2 separate regions of the Homo sapiens genome follow, and region 2 is linked to region 1. A link is an interaction called in ENCODE POLR2A ChIA-PET data of the cell type or tissue named here. Cell type or tissue: PC-3. All regions are shown on one strand.

What was found. ChIA-PET counts read pairs that join two places held together with the same protein. Peaks named below come from ENCODE experiments on the same cell type or tissue, not always from the same donor. Only the 100,000 strongest peaks of a DNase experiment are listed, where the experiment ranks them.
Region 2: POLR2A ChIA-PET joins it to region 1 with 18 read pairs; 6 of 35 experiments call an interaction of 5 or more read pairs at or near these places.

Annotation. Positions count from the first base shown.
Region 1 is chr9:6,470,434-6,475,433 of GRCh38, forward strand. UHRF2 (ubiquitin like with PHD and ring finger domains 2) reads left to right here. Exons shown (of 16, transcript NM_152896.3): 5 at 4,958-5,000. Among named protein-coding and RNA genes, the nearest start is that of UHRF2, 60 kb to the left of the region's middle. In PC-3, no CTCF peak of the experiment used is centred here; no DNase peak of the experiment used is centred here.
Region 2 is chr9:6,560,952-6,565,951 of GRCh38, forward strand. GLDC (glycine decarboxylase) reads right to left here. Exons shown (of 25, transcript NM_000170.3): 16 at 4,403-4,478. Among named protein-coding and RNA genes, the nearest start is that of GLDC, 82 kb to the right of the region's middle. In PC-3, no CTCF peak of the experiment used is centred here; no DNase peak of the experiment used is centred here; H3K27ac peaks cover 2,779 bases.

The sequences.
Region 1 (5,000 bases):
AAAATATTATCAAATAAAACCTGAAAGAATTCACCATCAACAGACAGGCACTAAGAGAAATAATAAAGGGAGTTATTTAAGTGGGAGGAATGAGATTCCCGATGGAACATCGAAATATGGGACAGAATTAAGAGCAGGGAAAGGGTAAATGTATGAGTAAGTATAAATAATTTTTTTTAAATAGTGAACTTTAAAATATACATAGAAAAAAAATGCGTGACAACAATAATGCAGAAGATGGGGTTGGTAAATGAAGTCGTGAGATTCTGGCATCATTGGGGAAGTAGTGAAAGTAAAATTTAAAGTAGATTATATCAGGTTTGCACAGTCCAATCTCTAATGCAACTACTAAAAATAAAGGATTTTTAACAAATTAACACACTGAAAGTGAAAAAATAAATATTAGTCTAATCCAAAATAAGGCAATTGTGACTAAAAGAAGCAGATAAAGTAGAAAACATACAGTAAAATGGCAGAAACAAACACAACTGTATCAGCCTTTATATTAACTGTGAGTCAAGCATTTCAAGACAATGATCAACAAACTAGATTAAAATAAAAAAATCCACATGCTACTCTTAAGAAAGACTCCTTAAATATAAAATCACAGAAGTTGAAAAGAGGTGGATGGTTGGGATTGTAAGAAGATGACAACAGCAAAGACTTTTCAAATCCCCTTAAATGTCCTGGTAATATAGAGCAAAATATTACTAAATTATCTAATTCACAAACTCATGGACAGCATCTACAATGAAACAGGGTGGTATGGTATCATAACCCCCAAATAGCTGGTGGGATAAACAGTGGAAAGCTTCAAGACCTGTGTAGTATCAGTGGCTGTGCAGGAGAAATATGTGTTGGGCCCAAGAATTCCAAATAATGAATTAGCTCAGCAAACTAATTTGAAAATAGCAGCTATGGTAGCCATCTTTTAAGGTAACCCCCAGTGATTCCTGCTTACTAATACTCACCCTCATGTGGTTTTCAGCCATACTTCACTAGGGTGGCTCTTTGTGACCAATAGAATATGGTGTAAGTGATGCTGTACCACTTCAAGATGAGGTTTTAAAAAGATACCAGCTTCCATTTTGGGTGCGCCCTCTTGGATCACTCCCTCTGAGGGAAGCCAGTTGCATGTGATGAGGCTATCCAGGCAGCTTTTTTATTTTCCCTGAGTAGAGCCTTTAAATGAGACTGCACCCCTGACCAATGGCTTAACTGCAATCTCATGAAAGATCTTAAGCCAGAACTACCCAGCTAAGCTACTCCCAGATTCCTGACCCACCCCCATATGAGTAAGTACAAGCAGTTTGCAGTAAGATCTGAAGGGGCTAGAGTACTCTTTAAACTCTTTAAATTGGTCGGTTAAAGCTCCATTCCAGGACTAAAGCTCTATATTGAGAAGAAACTGGTGGGAATAGGTTCCAAACTAAGTAGGACCAGGAGAATAGAGACAAAGGAAAAAGGAGTCCGGTTAGAAATAGGGGAGGAGAATATAGCCAAAAGATTTCAGTAAGTAAGCTTCCATGCTGTCTTTTTAAAATTGTTTTTGAGGTATAACTTACATACAGTAATATGTACTTACCCTTAAGTGTATCTTAAATACAGTGAACATTGACAAATGGATATACGCATGTCACCACTAATCAAAACACAATGTTTTCATCACTCCCAAAAGTTCCCTTGGGTCCCATTACAGTTACCGCTACCATCTGTAGCATTGGTCCCAGACCACCACTGATTGGCCTTCTATCAGATTAGATTTTAGTCTCCAGAATTTTGACTCTTTCTCCAAGAAATGTGTACTCTAGCTGCTAGCAAAAAGTGAAGTTAGACCCTTTAAAGGGTTTAGGAAATTTATCTTATGAAAATAAGCGAAAGGATCGATGTTAAATTCTGTATGAAGTTAGAAGAGAGTGAGAAAATAAGGAACAGTATAACATGCTTACAAGGAAAACATTCCAGAAAAGCATTAGTCAAGTAAAGGAGAGCCAAGGATTTTAAGTCAAGCCAAACTAGCCTTTAGTATAACAGCTATAGACAAATTGTCATTAACTTCCAAAACTGGGGGAATATTGTTCTCATGAACCCTTCCTAAGGAATCTTCAGGAGAACTAGGTTCAGACAATCAAGATGACTGAAGATAATTTGAAATAAAGAGTTGCGCTAAACATTTAAAATATTTTTACATTTAGAAACAGAACTAACTGAACATAAAGGAGAAAGTATAGTATGTACTGGCTCTATGACCTGACACAGTTAGCTATATTATAACTAAAACGTAGAAGGGAAATATGCAAAAAATTTAAAGTGTTTTCAGTAATTGACAGCTGGCAACAATGTCTTGCGTGTAATGTGGGATAAAGCAAAGGAGTATTTGTAATATTCTAATTTTGGTGTCCTTAAGAACTGGGATTTTTCTGGTTGGGGGAAAAAGGAAAAAAGACACATAATTTTTTTAAAAAGTAAATATCCTTTAGCCCTGAATTTGAATATAAAATACTAGCATGAACTCATGAGATGTTTTGTGTTTGAGTGTGTATATTAATGTGTATGTTTAAAATGTATAGGGTACAAACAGTAATCAACCTAGTTGCAGTAAGCTTTCCTAGTACCTAACTATGGTCTCGAAATACCTTTCCCACTGAAAGAAACTCCTGGCTGGGGGCAGAAAATGGGCAAGATGAACCTGGAATATCTTGTCATGCAAATAAGGAGTCCCACAAAGTCTGCTAAGTTCTCGTCAGAAGGATTTGGGAGTCAACTGGAAGCTCCCACTGGTCAAAGATGAGACAATTTGAACATTGATAAGAAAAATAAAGTGGGTTGAGACATACCAAATATATTTAAATCCATGAGTCCATAGTAACACAGTCAGTATGGAAGTTGTTAGAGAATGATTTATTTTTAAAACTGCTAAGTCAGCATTTTATCTTTGTTATATGAGCTATACTACTGGGTCACCAACTAGTTTAGTGAGGTCATTTCTCTGTAAAATTGTGCCAAGTAAATGAGATGAGAAAGGAATGATAGAATGGGAATATCAACATTTTCTAATCCCCAAAGAATTAATGTAGGCATTGAGCATTAGTAGCTGCCGTCAGGAGAGGAAAAGAGATAAATAAATAGGTACTTCCTGATGGAAATAGACCTATGAAATTATCTTACCAAGAAAATGAACCTAAATCTGATTGAGACTGAGTCTTTAGCCCAGGAGTTGGCAATATTTTTCTTCTGTAAAGAGCCGGATAGTAAATAGTTTAACATGGGGGCCAGATGGTCTGTCACAACTACTTAACTCCCCTGTTAACAGCATGAAACCAGCCATAGATAATACAAAAATCAGATGGCATAACTAAGTTCTAATAAAACTTTATTTTTAAAGTTTTTTGACCTACGCTCCAGATCAGCTACCAATGTACAAGAAATGCGAATGACAGAAAAAACTGTTTAACCCATACTTTGGGAATGCAAATATCAAAAATCAACACTGTGAGAAACACTATAGGACAAATGGTTGGACTTGTTAACAGATTTCAAGGAGGAAAGAGATGGCATGTGAATTTATAGATTAGAGACTTTTCAAACACAGGCAAAACTGTTTTAGGGAGGTAGACAAGTGACATGAAAAAAATTAAGGTAAATATAACTTCGGAGGACATGAAGTTGTCATTGTGAGGGGACAAGGTGAGGGTTTCTGAGGTAGTTGATATTCCTATGTCTTCTGTCATTGGTGGTCACAACGGATGTGCATGTTGATAATTGGTTAAGCTATGCATTTATGCAGTTTTTTGCATTTGTGTATATTTGACATTGAAAGTTTTTAAAGAAAAGGTGGAAGGATGGAAAAAGTCTTCAAGCAAGTGCTAACCAAAAGAAAGTAAACTTTTGATTCAGAATGCATTACTAGAGATAAGATATTCAGTAAGATTTAGGCTTCTTAAATCTGTAGCTAATAAAGCAAAAGCCAACAGATTAAAAGGAGAAATGGGCTGGGTGTGGTAACTCATGCCTGTAATCCTAGCACTTTGGGAGGCCGAGGCGGGCAGGTCACCTGAGGTCAGGAGTTCGAGACGAGCCCAGCCAACATGGTGAAACCCTGTCTCTACTAAAAATACAAAAATTAGCCGGGTATGGTGGCGCAGGCCTGTAATCCCAGCTACTTGGAAGGCTGAGGCAGGAGAATTGCCTGAATACAGGAGGTGGAGACTACAGTGAGCCAAGATTGCACCACTGCACTCCAGCCTGGTGACAGAGCGAGACTCCATCTCAATAAATAATACAAACAAACAAATAAATAAATGGAGAAATGTACAAATCCACACCCGTAGTAGGAAACTTTGAAGAAGTATATACAAACAAATATGAATTGAGTCTGACAAGTATGGTGTAGTATTTGAAAGACTTTATGAAAAGGGCATCTTATTTTTGCCTAGAAATTATATTTATTGGAAATTTATTTTTTGTAGATTTTTTAAATAAATTGTTACAGAATTATCCCATATAATTACATTTTCACAAAAGTATATAAAAATATATTGCTTACATAAAAGAAATGTTAAAATTCTACCAAAGGACAAAACAAACAGAAAACATACCTTATTTCTTGATAGAAAGGTTTAATATTGCACAGATTTAACAGGAAGTTATTTAAATCTTTCATTTTAATTGACAGAGTGCCATTTTATCTAGTCTTTAAATTTACAAGTTAGCTACTTCTTACCAGATTATCTAATGAAGTCTGTATTTTTTTTCTCATATTACACTATGAATGTTAACTAATCACTATGGACTTTTCCTACTATTGAAAACAATAGTTCAGAATGATTGGAATAGCTCTAATCTCAATTTATAAATAGACAGATTTCAGTGAGATTCCAAACTGGCTTTTAATTATTATTTGTATATACCTTAGATTTTGCTGGCAGAAGTTAACCTTTCTTCCTTTTTTAAACAGGGGTTCTGAAGGAACATTAAATGACTGCAAGATAATATCTGTA
Region 2 (5,000 bases), 91 kb after region 1:
GCGGGAGATGTGCTGACTGAAGCAGGAAGCTCGAGCCAAGGAACGCAGGAGGCCTGCAGATGCCAGGAAAGGTAAGGAAACAGATTCTCCCCTGTCTCCCCCAGAAGGAATCAGCTCTACCAACACTTTGACTTTAGCCCAGTGAAACCAATTTCTGACACCTGGCCTCTGCAACTATAAGAAAATTAATGTGTGTTGTTTTAAGCCACTAAGCCTGTAGAAATTTATCATAGCAGCCATAGGAAACTAATACACATCCTGGTACAAGGAGCGATGGAAAGAGAAGTCACAGTGGCTTTGTGAAGCACTCATTTATATGTTGCTGTCAGACATTTCTGGTTTTCTATGAGGATTTAGAGGACTTTAATTATTCTTTATAATGTTAAGTTTTTCCTCAGTTTAAAATTGTAGTGTTGGCCGGGCGAGGTTGCTCATGTCTGTAATCCCAGCACTTTGGGAGGCTGAGGCAGGCGGTTCACTTGAGGCCAGGAGTTCAAGACCAGCCTGGCCAACATGGTGAAACCCTGTCTCTAATAAAAATACAAAAAATAGCCAGGCATGGTGGTGCACGCCTACAGTCCCAGCTACTTGGGAGGCTGAGGCATGAGAATCACTTGAACCCGGGAGGCGGAGGTTGCCATAAGCCAAGATCATGCCATTGCACTCCAGCCTGGGTGACAGAGTGAGAGTCTCTCTTGGGGGAAAAAAATTGTATTGTTGTGAGGGATATGGAAGTAACACGACCCAGATTTGAAGTTTTGGTTTATCCAAAGCAAATCCAGCATTTGGTGCATTGATGCCCATTTAGGGGGTGCTATGTTTTCTCAACTCCCCAGGGTGCCGCGTGGCATAGAATAGCATGAGGTCATCTTTAGACTTGTTGAATGAGTGAAGGGTTAAGGAGATCTCCTGTGCAAGGGAAACTAATGTCTTACCACTGGTAAAATCTAACAACCAAAGGCCACTACTTTGTCTCAGGCAGTTGGGAAGAAAAAAATATTCCCATACAGGTTTTGAGCTTTCTTTGTTGATTTACATATAACATAATTTGTTTCCTTTGGTCAATGTTTTCCCTTTGTATAGGAAACTCAGACTCTGAACAGCAAACCTAATTGTTTTTCTTTAGAGTTTTTATTTTTTCGTAAGATCTGGAGGTCTGCTGAGTAAGTCAGGATTTGACTGACAAATTGAAATATTAATTATAAAGTGTTAAAGGCCATGCCTGGTACATGGTAATTGCCATATAAGTGTTTGTTAAATAAATTTGTATTCTCCCAAAGTAAACTCATAAATCAAGAAGTTAGGCATTCCATTTTAGGAACCTCTGAAATTTAACCTAAGAGAAAATGTGAAAATAACTTCAAAAAGCAGCTTGAAAGAAAAGACCCATCAGGAGCCCAGGCACTTCTGTAGCACATGATTTCCCCACACTCCCTGCACATGACTTCCCCACACTCCCTTTCAAAAAAGAATGATATATTTTGCTGGATTCCATTAGAATCTATTGTGTGGGAGCAGCTGCCTCAGACATCAGTGATGTGAAAAAATCTTCCCTGATTAGTGAATACTAAATCATTTTCTTCTCTAACTAAGAAAGTTGGCTTTAATTAAAAAAAATTTTTTTTTGAGAGGGAGTCTTGCTCTGTTGCCCAGGCTGGAGTGCAGTGGTGCGATCTCAGCTCACTGCAACCTCTGCCTCCTGGATTCAAGTGATTCTCCTGCCTCAGCCTCCCTCAGTAGCTGGGATCACAGGCGTGCACCACCATGCCTGGCTAATTTTTGTGTTTTTAGTAGAGACAGGGTTTTGCTATGTTGGCCAGGCTGGTCTTGAACTCCTGACCTTAGGTGATCTGCCTGCCTTAGCCTCCCAATGTGCTGGGATTACAGGCATGAGCCACCATGCCCGAGCTAATTAAAATTTCTGATCCAGAAGGATGCCAACATTTCCAGGCTAATGAGCTTTGTATTTCTACCAGCTCAGTGGCTGGAGGGCTTCCCTGCCTCTCCCTTTCCCCCTCTCCCTGAAGCACAGCACCCAGCCCCTCTCCCTCCTGCAGAGTGAAATGGCCTCTCATGACACTTCAGTGATGGCAGGATGGGCAATGGGGCCAAGAGAAACATCACACACAGTGGGTGGAGAAGGGAAGGAGGACAGGAAAACACAAAGAGAGGGAACAGGAACCAGAAAGAATCCACAAGTCACGGAAGAACCCCGCCCAGGCCAAACCCAAAGGCCTTTCATTCTTTCTCCTTGGCCTTTCCAGTTTGGTCCCCAGCTGCTGGACATTCACAGCTACTTCCTGGTGTCAGATTGGGAAATTTGGGAAATGGCGAGGGGTGGGAAGCATTACTGCGTGGAAAGAATCTGGATTTTAGCTGGCCCTTTGCCATTAGCTAGTCACCTGCTTTCTGCAAACACTGCTTTCTGCGGCCTCTCCGCCAAGCAGTGGAGGAGTCGGGTGGAGATGTCACACAGGACAGGCTGCCCCTTTCCAGCATCCCCAGGCTCCTGGGCACCTCGTGGTGAAAGATACTAATGAAGAGGAACTCCAGAGACGACCTCAGAACATGGAAGCCATGAGGGAAAAACAGACAGGAGAGAATCTGGCATTGTTTTACTGGCTGGACACCTGGAGCTCCAAAGTTTCCTTTCTGATTCTGTGAAAGTGCCGAGACTCTCAGGTCCCAAGAGCAATTATAGTTCTAAACTAATCATTCCTTAGAAAGCTGAGAATTCAGAACCACGAATGAACAAACTGTGGGGGAATTTCAGGGTCTGTGTCTGTCTGGTTGACCACTTCACTTCTCTCTGGACTGGCAAGCAGTCCTTGACCAGGGTTTAATCATTTATTCAATTCACGAATGGCCTGTTTTTCAAAGATCTTTAGACATGAATTCTAGGGCCAGGTGCAGAGGGTCATGCCTGTAATCCTGGTCTCCCTAGCACTTTGGGAGGCTTCCTTGAGCCCAGGAGTTCAAGGCTGCAGTGAGCTATGAAGAGAAAAAAAAAAGGGCCAGGCGCAGTGGCTCACACCTATAATCCCAGCACTTTGAGAGGTCCAGGGGCGGGTGGATCACCTGAGGTCAGGAGTTCGAGACTAGCCTGATCAACATGGTGAAACTCTGTTTCTACTAAAAATACAAAAATTAGCCGGGCGTGGTGGCGCATGCCTGTAATCCCAGCTACTCAGGAGGCTGAGGCACAAGAATCGCTTGAACCCAGGAGGCAGAGGTTGCAATGAGCCGAGATTGGGCCATTGCACTCCAGCCTGGGGAACAGGGCGAGACTCCATCTCAAAAAAAAAAAAAAAATTCTATTCCCCAACCAAGATGAAAGCCTGGAAAGACACACCTGTGGAATCAGGATGAACTATGCAAGGGAAGGAGGGAAAAAAATGTTCCTTCGTTTCCCCTGTTATGAAAGGGAAGTGAAACACTTTCAGCATTCTTTATTGCAAATTCCAGGCAACTAGCCATAAGTAACCTTCCAGTGGTAATAAAACCAGAAATGGACTAAGATCGGGCCACTACCACTCCACCCTACTTACTTAGCCAGCCAGCACCACCCTATCCCCTTTGTCTGCAACTCTCTAGTATCAGCAGATGCTTTTGCCCTGCTCTCGGCTCCTAGGCGATGCTCCTATTAAGGACTTCCGCCCCACAGCTCAGTACAAACTCTAGCATAGCACTGGCCATCAAAATGAAGGAACCAGGAACACAGGCCTCCTCTGGCACAAGCTGAGGCCTGAGTTAGGCCACTGCTACAGGCACTGCCCCTGGGGGGAGCGAGTGGTGTCCATTAGTACCTGCTGGTCCCCACAGTGGTCCCCAAGAGGCGATTGGGATCCTGGAGACCAGGTTCTCATATCCAAAGCAAACATTGAAGCAGGACCGTGAACTCTGCTTTATGCCTTTTTTGGTGCTTGAAGTTGAGAATCATCTAATGGAGAATTTATTTATTCAACAAATATTGTTTGAGCATACTATGACCAGAACCGGGCTTCAGCACAACAGGGGTTACTGAAGAATTAAAGCATGGTCTCTGCCCTTCATCCAGGCCCAGGGCCGGGGCTGAGCCAAGGAGAGGATGCTTGCAATGGCAACATTCCTGCCCTCTTCCTCCCTCTGCTCCCTAGAGAGCAGTTCCACAGCCAACTGGCTGACGTTTGCATTCTGGGTTTGAGCAAGTCTTTTATCTCTGAATGTTTTTCCTCAAAATGGTCAAGTGGGATGTCTTGGAAGCAAGGATCATAATGGCTAGTTCACAGAAATTTGTTTCTTGACTATATGTTCCCTCATCTGCTTCCAAGAAGGCTTGGAGGGAGTGTCCCACAGAAGGGACCCTGAGAGCCAGGACCTCTGTGCCCCATGGTGAGCAAGCGCCACCTCCTGCCATACTCACCGTTCTGTGCCCCTCTCCTTTCTGGTTTAAGTAGGCTCGGATAGTGGCCAGTCCAGCATATTCTCCCTGGGCTCCGCTTGCAAAGACAAGAAGAAAGGGATCACGGTTAGGTCTTCTGGCTTTCATTTACTCATTCAATATTTATTGGGCCCTGGCCAGGGGTTCACCAGCACGTGACACATGGTCACTGTCCAGACGCTGAGAGAAGCTCATCAAGGAGCTCTGCTGGAGTCAAAAGGTCTTGAACAATCAAAACAATCAAAGCAACAGCATCCAGTTTGTGCACTACAGCTCAACCACTCCTACCCAAAGATGGAGCTTTCTATATCCTTGCTCAGGACCACGCATTGAAAATAGCCTTTTGTTATTATGAAAAATTTCAAAACTATACCAAAATACAGTGAAGAACAAAAGGAACTACGACGTGTGTGTCAGCCAGCTGTAACAATTTGGTTTACGGTCAATCTTGTTTCCTATTATATTTCTCACTAACCACTTTCATGCTGAACTATATATTTTGAAGCAAACTTCAAACATCCTATCATCAGTTCAAATGTCAATATGCAGCCTTCAAAGATAAGTATTGTTTTTAAAAATA